Linked DNA regions of Mus musculus: region 2 is linked to region 1. A link is a loop called in an ENCODE intact Hi-C map of the cell type or tissue named here. Cell type or tissue: gastrocnemius. All regions are shown on one strand.

What was found. A loop is a pair of places that touch in the nucleus more often than their neighbours do. Peaks named below come from ENCODE experiments on the same cell type or tissue, not always from the same donor. Only the 100,000 strongest peaks of a DNase experiment are listed, where the experiment ranks them.
Region 2: it touches region 1 in a loop (2.0-fold over the local background); 8 of 42 quality-filtered maps call a loop at or near these places.

What each region holds. Positions count from the first base shown.
Region 1 is chr13:73,423,606-73,428,605 of GRCm38, reverse strand. No RefSeq gene overlaps it. Among named protein-coding and RNA genes, the nearest start is that of Lpcat1, 41 kb to the left of the region's middle. In gastrocnemius, a CTCF peak has its summit at 2,586 (motif pointing left); a DNase peak (open chromatin) is centred at 2,587; H3K4me3 peaks cover 261 bases.
Region 2 is chr13:73,680,942-73,685,941 of GRCm38, reverse strand. Slc6a19 (solute carrier family 6 (neurotransmitter transporter), member 19) reads left to right here. Exons shown (of 12, transcript NM_028878.4): 8 at 21-177; 9 at 1,543-1,747; 10 at 1,865-2,024; 11 at 3,785-3,947; 12 at 4,110-5,000. The coding sequence ends at 4,313. Among named protein-coding and RNA genes, the nearest start is that of Slc6a18, 5.4 kb to the right of the region's middle. In gastrocnemius, no CTCF peak of the experiment used is centred here; a DNase peak (open chromatin) is centred at 2,007.

The sequences.
Region 1 (5,000 bases):
TGGCTGGTACGCTTGGGAAAGACTGTACTCTGCAAGTACTTTCTGATTGTGGATGCAGACAGGTGTTCTCTCTGTTGAGTAGAGAGCTGACATCCAAACCTAGAGTTGAGTTTTTAAAAATTCTCTCTCTCTCTCTCTTTCTCTCTCTCATATGTATATGAGTGTTTTGCCTGCGTGTGTGTGTGTGTGTGTGTGTGTGTGTATACCATGTGCATGCTTGTTGCGCATGGCATACATAGATGAAGAGGGATTCCCTGGAATTGGAGTTACAGATGGTTGTGAGCCTCCATGTAGGTTCTTAGAACTGAACCCAGATCCTCTTCAAGAGCAGCAGTGCTCTTAAACACTGAGCCACCTCTCCAGCCCCTTATCACACTCTATTAATATGTATCTACTGCTAGTGATGATTTCCTGCCAGCAGCCTGTATGCTACCTCTTACGACTATAAAGGCAAGTTAGTAGGGAGGAAGTCCTAGACTGATTTTAACAAGTCTTTCAGCCAAAGATTGTAGTTAAATCTTCAGCAATGAGGGCTTGTAGTCTAATTCTTGAATGTGACCAACAGCAGTGGCCATAGTTTTATGGTTTGTGGAGCCTAGAGGGTCTCACTAGCCAACATGTCATCCGAAGATAGCCTACCTCAGACACTGGGATTTTTATCCAAAAGTGCTATGGTTCTATGAGTGTCCTTTCCTTTTCACACAGCCTGTTTTAGTTTAAATGTGTTGACGTCTGTAGTCACTATTCTTCTAACGCAGGTGCTTTTGGGACTCTCAAGGGTTAGTATTGTATAAAGAGATCTTATAGGATGAGCATCAGGTGTGTCAGTCAGCCTTGCATTGCTTAGGTGCTATGCACCTATCTACCCACGATAGTCTCTTGCTTTGACCAATTTCAGGCAGGGCTTCCTGGGTCCATAAACTTGGCAGCTGACCCAATGAGACTACTTTCTCTAGAACTCTGAATCTGAGGCCAGGACGGATGTTACACCTTTTGAGGGGGAGGGAGGATCTTCCTGCCCTCCTATGACAATGATTCAATGTGACCAGGTTCGGTGTTTGTTCTCCTTTTCTTCTTTCTATAGGTTTACCTCCAACCACCCCCTACCTTGCCAAAAGGACGCTGGATCAGGGTTTTCTGAGAATTTCATTTTTAACGGTTACTTTTCTGAGACTCTTTCCCTTGGTAAGGTCACCCTCACGGGCACATGAGCTGTCACTCACCTATAACCCAGGTCATAATGAAGCAGGGGCTCTAGGTGAGCAGTGAGGTTTACGTGGGTGATGGAGGGCTGGGAAAGCCGCACTGTCAGGTAGATGGAGTTCTATATTGTTTTCTTTGCTGAAATCAGGGCTCTGCCAGACATTGAGGCTGCTGCTCCTAATGCTAGAGGACATTGTCCTCCGAATTGCCCAGTAAATTCTTCTCAACTCCATAGGAGTGGCCCTCCATGTCTTTTCCATAGGCCTGGGTCCCATACATTCCAAGGACGGTCCCACTATGCTTAAAGGAACAACCTGGCAGGCCAGGTTCTCCTCAATGGTACGCAAGACCTGGAACCTAATAGGATTTTTGAAGAAACAAGGACAGTGGCCTAGTAGAAAGGTCAGGTGGGCATATAGATTTGCTCAGTGGCAAGAGTAGAGAACTGACAACTCTCCCTGATGCAGCAGGTGACAGGTAGGGGATGAGGTTCTTTCCCACAGTCCCTGCACCCAAGATAGCACCACCTTCAGTGCATGGTGAATGGAGGTATCCCTCCCTCGGATACCCCCCAGCCTAGAGGTGCTTCCTTCTCAGACACCATGCGGCTGTGAGTCACAGCAGCCTTAAATTAGACCTGGAGTGGGGATTCTGACGCAGTGGGTGCAGTGGGCCTGCTGGGGAAATTTGCTTGCTCATGTTCAGAACATAGAAATACCTCAGGAATAAGGGGCAAGCTATCTGGCTATCCCAGGCAGAGGATCCAGAGTTGCGATTAAATGCCTTCCTTTAAAGTCTCTAAGAAGAGCCTCTGGGGAGATCTCCAAATCTCCAAACCTCCAAACATGCTCATCCCTCACAGACTACGAGACAAAGATCAGCTTCCTTCTGGAGTCCTACTTGCCCCTTTGATGGTCAGGGAATATTGATTTTGTTAAAATTGAATATATATATATACACACAAATATATAAACACACATACATATATCCACATACATATGCATATATCTTGTAAAAATCAGTTAATCCATATTCTCCCTTTCAAGAGCACCATGAGGTACTGTGTTTGTGTTTCCTGATGATGTTGCTGTTCAGCGGTTTTCTTTTTGGCCTCACAGAGGTATTACAGTGCCTTTTGGTACTGTTCCAAATACATATGGAACATCGTGCCCCTGTGTTTATGTGGTGTTACGAATCAAGTTTGGGGGTTAAACGAGTGGTTTACTGACCCTCTCTCTTTTATCTCCCAATTCTTCTTTGTTGGGCTTAGTGTGTGCTAATGTGAAGGCAGCATGAAATCTTTAGAGAATGAATAAAGCTCTCAAATTAACATTCATGCGTCGTCGGGGAAAACCTTGCTCACACTGCCACCGTGTGGCCATGAGGTCAAGATGCAACGCAAGCAGGGGCCACTTTCCAGGGCACTTCCTAACCTGAGCTCGCCCACTCCTTCCTTGAGGTTCTGAGAATGTGGCTCTCTGGAGCTTGCTTTCATGGTTAGTTGCAAAGAGCATGGCCCTCACGTGCAAACCCTAAACCCTGTCCTCTGGCCTGTAGCCACCCTGATATATTGTTTCCGGACAGTCGTGCCAATTAAGACCTCCAGTAAGGGTGGCTAGCATGTGTGAGAAGGAAGGAATCTTGAAGTATGTGAAAAAATCCTCGGAAGCTAAAGAAATCATAAGAAATGTCCTGCAAGAAGAACCCTTTGAATTGGCAACTAGCCGTTGGACAAACCCAACCATAAGGAAAGAAGATCGGCTTTTCTCAAGGTGAGAAAGGGAATGTGTCCGTCAATAAAGCTATAAGGTGGGATCCACCTTCCCAGGTTGGAGCTCACACCCTCCTTGAGGTCCTGGGAGCGTGGCTCTCTGGAGTTTGTTTTCATGGTTAGTTGCAAAGAGCGTGGCTCTCACATGCAAACTTTAACAACCTATCCTCTGGCCTGTGTATTCATCCTCAAGTTTGGATAAGTATTTTTCGCCAGGATTCATATAAAAAAAAAGTCTTTGAGGTAGATGGATTATATTTCCCAGCCTCTGTGCATGCTAGCCTGAGTGGCCCAAGGAATATTCAAACCCTTCCTTGCTATCCCGAGACACTGTGAGGTCCAGTACTCAGTACTCAAGCCGCAGCGTGCCCCAGGAAATAACAACTGCCGAGCTAGTACCAAAGTCCACAGTGACCAGGAAGATCTTCACTGGGATTTTCCTGTGGTCTTTACCACGGCCCCAGTGTACTGAATGCCAGAAGAGTTTTGTTCTCCTTGGAGCTCAGCAGCAACTCAGGCTCTTCACTTCAACTGAGTGCCTGGACCACACCCAGAGGAACAGAACTGGGGGTTCTGAGGCATGGCTGACACCCTGACTGAAGCAAAATAACGAAAAAAAAAATCAGAATAAGGAGCTGAAGTTTGATTACAAAGACAAAACGTTTAATACATCACAGGACAGTGCAGCTCACGTTAGTGGCATCCAGGATAAAGACAGAGGGGTACGCACCCCCTCTATATGCAAAGGTCTTCCAGAACTATGAAGACACTAGACACAAGGTGGATTTAACCCATTTAAAAACAGTCATGATATCAGTAAATATTTCAGACACAAGGCTGGAGAGATGGCTCTGTGGCTAAGAGCATAGACTGCTCTTCCAAAGGTCCTGAGTTCAATTCCAAGCAACCACGTGGTGGCTCTCAACCATCGGTAATGGAAATCCGATGTCCTCTTCCGGTGTGTCTGAAGACAGCGACAGTGCACTCACATATATAAAATAAACAAATCTTTTAAAAAATTTCAGTCACTGCTATGGACAGCACAGATTTATATAATTTTTCTGTAGAGAAATTCGCGTGTGTGCATCTGCTTTAGTTTGCTTATATTGCTGTGATAAAACACCATAATCAGCCGGGCGTGGTGGCGCACATCTTTAATCTCAGCACTTGGGAGGCAGAGGCAGGTGGATTTCTGAGTTTGAGGCCAGCCTGGTCTACAGAGTGAGTTCCAGGACAGCCAGAGCTATACAGAGAAACCCTGTCTCGAAAAACCAAAAAAAAAAAAAAAAAAAAAAAAAAAAAAAAAAAAAAAAAAAAAACAAACCAAAACCAAAATAACATAACACTCTTTTCCTGATCAGCACAGGTACTTCCTCCCAGATGATCCTAACTGTGTCAAGCTGACAACCACCACCACCACCACCACCACCACCACCACCACCACCACCACCACTACCACAGTATACCTGGGAATAACCGAAGGGGCTAATGGAAGCCAAGCCTGGTGCAGCTTGTGATCCTGAGCATTCAAAAATATTTTATTATTATTTTAAGTTTATGGATCTATGTATGTGGGTGACCACAGGAGACAGAAGAGGGTGCCAGGCCCCCTGCAGCTGATGTTATAGGAAGTTGTGAGATATCCCATGTAGGATACTGAATTTGGGTCCTCTGGAGGAGCAGAGAATGTTCATTTCTATAGCCCCAGTGGTTGGACTTTTTAAAGTTCTAGAAACTACAAAGAAGAGTTTAATGGAAGCCATGTGTGGCCACAAAGACTTCAAGCCCTACTGTGCTCTCTATAAGGGTCTGCTGCACAACAGCCTACAGGGAAGAGCAAGTTTGTCAGCATCAGCAGTGTCCCTGGACAGTCTTTGGGCAGCACTTTCTACATTAGTTAAAATAAAAGCAAGAATAAATGTCTGTCTCTGGGACATCAGGTAGTTTAGCAGACTGGCAAATTCAAGTTCTGTAATTACAGATACTGTCAGAATACAGTATTTCAGAGGAAGTTAAAAAAGGCTGT
Region 2 (5,000 bases), 260 kb before region 1:
GCCCTTTTCATCATTCCCAGGAACATCCTGACCCTCATCAATGGGTTCGACCTGCCGGAGGGCAATGTGACTTCAGAGAACTTTGAGGCCTACCAACAGTGGTGCAATGCCACTAATCCCCAGGCCTATGCACAACTGAAGTTTCAGACCTGTGACATTAACAGCTTCCTTTCTGAGGTAGGTGCAGCGATCTCCATGCCATCAAAGCCTCATGTGTTGGGAGTGGAAGAAGATTCTCTTTTCGTCTTTGTGAGTCATACAGAGAGTCTTTGTACAGTCAGCATCTTACCCTCCAAGAGTGGCAGGAGTTAAAAACCAGGCAGGAGGAAGGAACCACTGTTCGCCTATCATGACTCTCCTCACTTAATTCCTCCAGCCTCTCAAATCAATTATACAAAACACTCCCTGCTCCTCCCTTCAACCCCTCCCGTGCTCCCCCTCAATCCTCAGATCCACGGTCTCTTTTTCTTTGATTGTTACTGCCATAAATACACATATATGCCTAGCTATATGAACACAGCCTGCTGAGTCCACTTACCATGGCTTGTATGTATATTGTTTCAGGGTGGTCACTTGGTATTGGATAACCAGCGATAGGGTTTTTCTTTGGGGGAATTCTATTCTCCTGTTCTCAGCATTCCCTAGTTGCCCATAGGTCTTTGTATAGGAGTGTTTTCCTCCTTCCCCTCTCCCCTCAGTGAGATTTACAGTCTCCACCACCTCATTGTCATGTCTGCTGGTGTTATTTTTCTTCAGGTCTTGTTTAGGCAGGTGTTATGAGTGTTGCTTCCTTGTCATAAAAAACACAATACCACAGCTGTTTACTTGATCCTTGGTCTCTTACAATCTTTCTGTCCCCTCCTTCATAATGTTCCCTGGACCTTGGGTACATAGTTGTATTGTAGATACATCCACTGGGGATGGGCACCCCAAGATCCACTGTTCTCTGTGTTTTGGCTGATTGTCATTTTCTGTTAATAGTCTCTAGCTGATTCAAAGAGAAGTTTCTTTGATGAGGGATAAGGGCTATACTTATCTGTGGCTATAAGGATAGACACTCAGCAAGCAGTTAGGAATTATGTGGGTTTATTAAAGTAGCTCAAGTTCTTCTTCTGGATCCATGACCTCAACATTCCAGGGAGTTGGCTTGGTCCAGTACCAGGCATGATTTCCCTGAACTTGGCCTTAGGTTCAGTTAAAACAGCTGTTGATTGAGGCCAGGATATGAAAGCCACTGTTGAACTTTCAGAAATCCTTGTGATAGTTCACAGCTGAGGAGGGCTATTGTTTTGCTTTCCTCCCTTGGCAGCTTACTCAATACCTTTGGTACTGTGAAAGGTGCTCCTTCCTTGAGAAGGAGGTCTTCAGATCATATTCAGCTAGATTCTTTAGAGTCCCGTGTCCAAAGTGCATGGTGTCTTTAGTAAAGGAGACTTAACCTTTAATCTCTGGGGAAGCAGTGAAGGGCAACAGCAATAGCTGCCCCAAGAGGGAAGAAAGGAACAGAAAGCTGAGATGACCTTGTGTTGTGCATTGGTACAGGGTGTGGAGGGCACAGGCCTGGCCTTCATTGTCTTCACGGAAGCCATCACGAAGATGCCAGTGTCCCCACTGTGGTCGGTGCTCTTTTTTATAATGCTCTTCTGCCTGGGACTCTCCTCCATGTTTGGGAACATGGAGGGTGTGGTCGTACCCCTTCAGGACCTCAATATCACCCCTAAGAAGTGGCCCAAAGAATTGTTGACAGGTATGTATGAAGCTTATCATCTAAGGGGGACACACTTGTGTTCCTCATGACAAGGGTGGATGTATCCCTGGGTTGAGCAGCCTTGTAGCCACAGCTCTGCTCCTTGTCTGGCCACAGGCCTCATCTGCTTGGGGACATATCTCATCGCCTTCATTTTCACACTGAATTCGGGCCAGTACTGGCTCTCTCTCCTGGACAGCTTTGCTGGCTCCATTCCTCTGCTAATCATCGCCTTTTGTGAGATGTTTGCCGTCGTCTACGTGTATGGAGTTGACAGGTAGGAGGGGTAGCTCCGTGGCGACTTGCCATCTTTAACAGAAAAGCTGAGTCACAGAATCTTTGGTAAGCTGAGCCAGCCAAGTAGGCATAAGGGAAGTAGGCATGCTATGGCACAAAGCTTTCACTATTGCACAAGAGAGTGGAGACTTCCTTCGTAGGAGCGGGCTGGCATTGGCTTCGTCCTGGCACTTGGTCCAAGAGGTGGAGAGAGGTCAAAGGGTGAAGAGTTGGCCTTGATGAAGTGGTGCCTCCTTTCTTATTAGACATGATCTAAACAGTACATAGAACTCCCAATGGCCCCTGCTTCCTGTCCAAGAACAGGAATTTACAGGTGTACTAGAAACTGACATGTAGTAACTTTGGGTGCCAGAGAAAGAAAATACAAGTGAAAATTCAGACACACCTCATTACACAAACTATATGTATGTGTATATATGTGTGTATACATGCACACATATGTACACACATATATACATATACATACACACATACATACATGCACACACATATATGATGTTCAGTCTGGAGTTCCATAATCAGCACTGGGCCTAGAACCAAAGCAGGATGGAAGTAGGCAGTGAGGAGGGAGGGGGGGCATGCAAGATGGCAGGACTTGGGCTCTGTAGGACGTGGACATCACACACCCTCAGGCAAGATGGAGCTCAATGCCCTTCATCCACTTGGCAGCTATCTACATCAGAAGTACTTCTGGAAGTGGGCATAAGCTCTTCTAGGGGGAAGGAGGCCTCAGCAGATTTCTAGAACTCAAGCACAGAAAGGCACAGAGGACCACTCTTAAGGGCCACTTCCAACTATCAGCTTGACCCAATCTCTCAAGGCATCATTTCCATTGCTGGACAGGGATCCAGGAAGCTACATCTTCTAAAGAAGCTGTGTTGTGATCCCTGTAAAACGATCCATCACGATCCACTAAAATTAAGTTGGTGTTAGCCCTCTGCTAGAGATCCTATTCTGGAAAATGTTTTTCAAGTCACTGAAAAGTGGAAGGCCACAGGGGACATGGGCAAGGTTACATCAGCATGAGTGAGACCAGACTCTAGGCCCGAGGAAGCAATGTGGAGGCTGAGGAGCACAGGGCCAGCCATGTGACTTTTATGATGCTAGGAGCCATTGATGAGGAATGTATCAGCTGATACCTGGAGTGGCTGCAGCTAGCACATGCACAGGGGTCTGAATTCCACCCCACTGAGTAGCACTGGGAAAGTCATTGCCCAAAGATGTGACGAGAGGAGGGCACATGACTAGTGATAGGCTCGATACCGGTTGCTCAAAGATTATCACCAAACCTGCATTTAAGCCCTAGAATCTGCTGGGGCCCCAGAAAAGTCACCAGTAGTTCTATATGCCTCATTGCGATCACATCAAATCCCTATGATAAACGAGTTCTGCCACAGAGTTGCCTTTGAGCAGGCCAGGAAATGGTGTGCATCACCTAACTTCAGGTTGCTGTTGCTCAGTCTTATGTGAGTTGGAAGGAGGAAAGTCTGATGGCCCCCTGCCCTCATTGTCACATGACAGGAAGTAGGTGAGGATATGAGACCTCTGATGATGAGTTCATAGCTCAGTGCTGTGGGGATTCCAAGAAGGTCAGATGGTATCTTTGCCTGCAAAATTAGAGGACCTTATCAAGGGAAGGCTAAGGCACAGCACCCCAAGATGATAACTACTTCCAGATATAGAAAGTCTGGTCAGTCTTTGACCTTCATGAGCTTCCAGTGACTCTGGCTTCTGCTGCAGGTTCAACAAGGACATCGAGTTCATGATCGGCCATAAGCCCAACATCTTCTGGCAAGTCACGTGGAGAGTGGTCAGTCCACTGATCATGCTGGTCATCTTCCTCTTCTTTTTTGTGATTGAGGTCAACAAAACGCTCATGTATAGCATCTGGGACCCTAACTATGTGAGTGCCCAGACAGTGTCTGGATGGGGAGAAAGAACTGTTGGGGAAGAAGGCAGGAAGTAGGGTGGGAGGGCAGTAGAAGGGCTCCACTGGGAAACAAAAGGTGGGATCATGGGGGTGTCAGGCCTTTTCCACATGTGTTACCTGTGGTTCTCTCCCCAGGAGGAGTTCCCGAAATCTCAGAAGATTCCATACCCCAACTGGGTGTATGCAGTTGTGGTCACTGTGGCTGGAGTACCCTGCCTCTCCATCCCCTGCTTTGCCATCTACAAGTTCATCAGAAATTGTTGTCAGAAGTCTGATGACCACCATGGGCTGGTCAATACACTGTCCACAGCCTCTGTGAATGGGGACCTTAAGAACTGAATGGGCCTAGTCTGCATAAGGCAGAAGATGGTGTGTGGAGGAAGCAAGATGCAGGACCCATGGGGGGAAGTAGGCTGTAATATGTGTGAATGTGTGAGTACAGATACATGTATTCATGTCACACAGATGTGTATACAAGTGTTACACAAACATGTGGGACACATAGACATGCTTATGTGTATATACCAGTTTTACACATGTGTATATATAGATCACATCTACCACATGTAAACGTAAGTGTATATGCATGTAATTGTGAGTTAATGTACATATGATGTGCATATGTTTGTGTATATATTCTGAAGAGGGCATATTTATGCACACATGTATATATGCACACATGTGTTATCTAGATGTATATATATATGCTCACATGTTAACACATATCTGTGTACACATGTGTATACATATATTCATGAATGGAATCTATGATATGTATGAACATGCACACTCATAAACTTATTATATATGTATGTCTGTATGTATGTGTGTATCTTCTCAAGTGAATTTTGTGTTGTATGTGTATGTGCATGCACTTGTTCATTTATGTTTGTTCATTGCAAATAGGTATGTGTACATGCCTATGCCATCTTTGTACACATTGCACACATGTGAAAATATTTTTACATGCTCTTGATGGAAGTGCCTACCACTATGGCCTAGTGGTCCTCCGCTTGCTCTCACTAT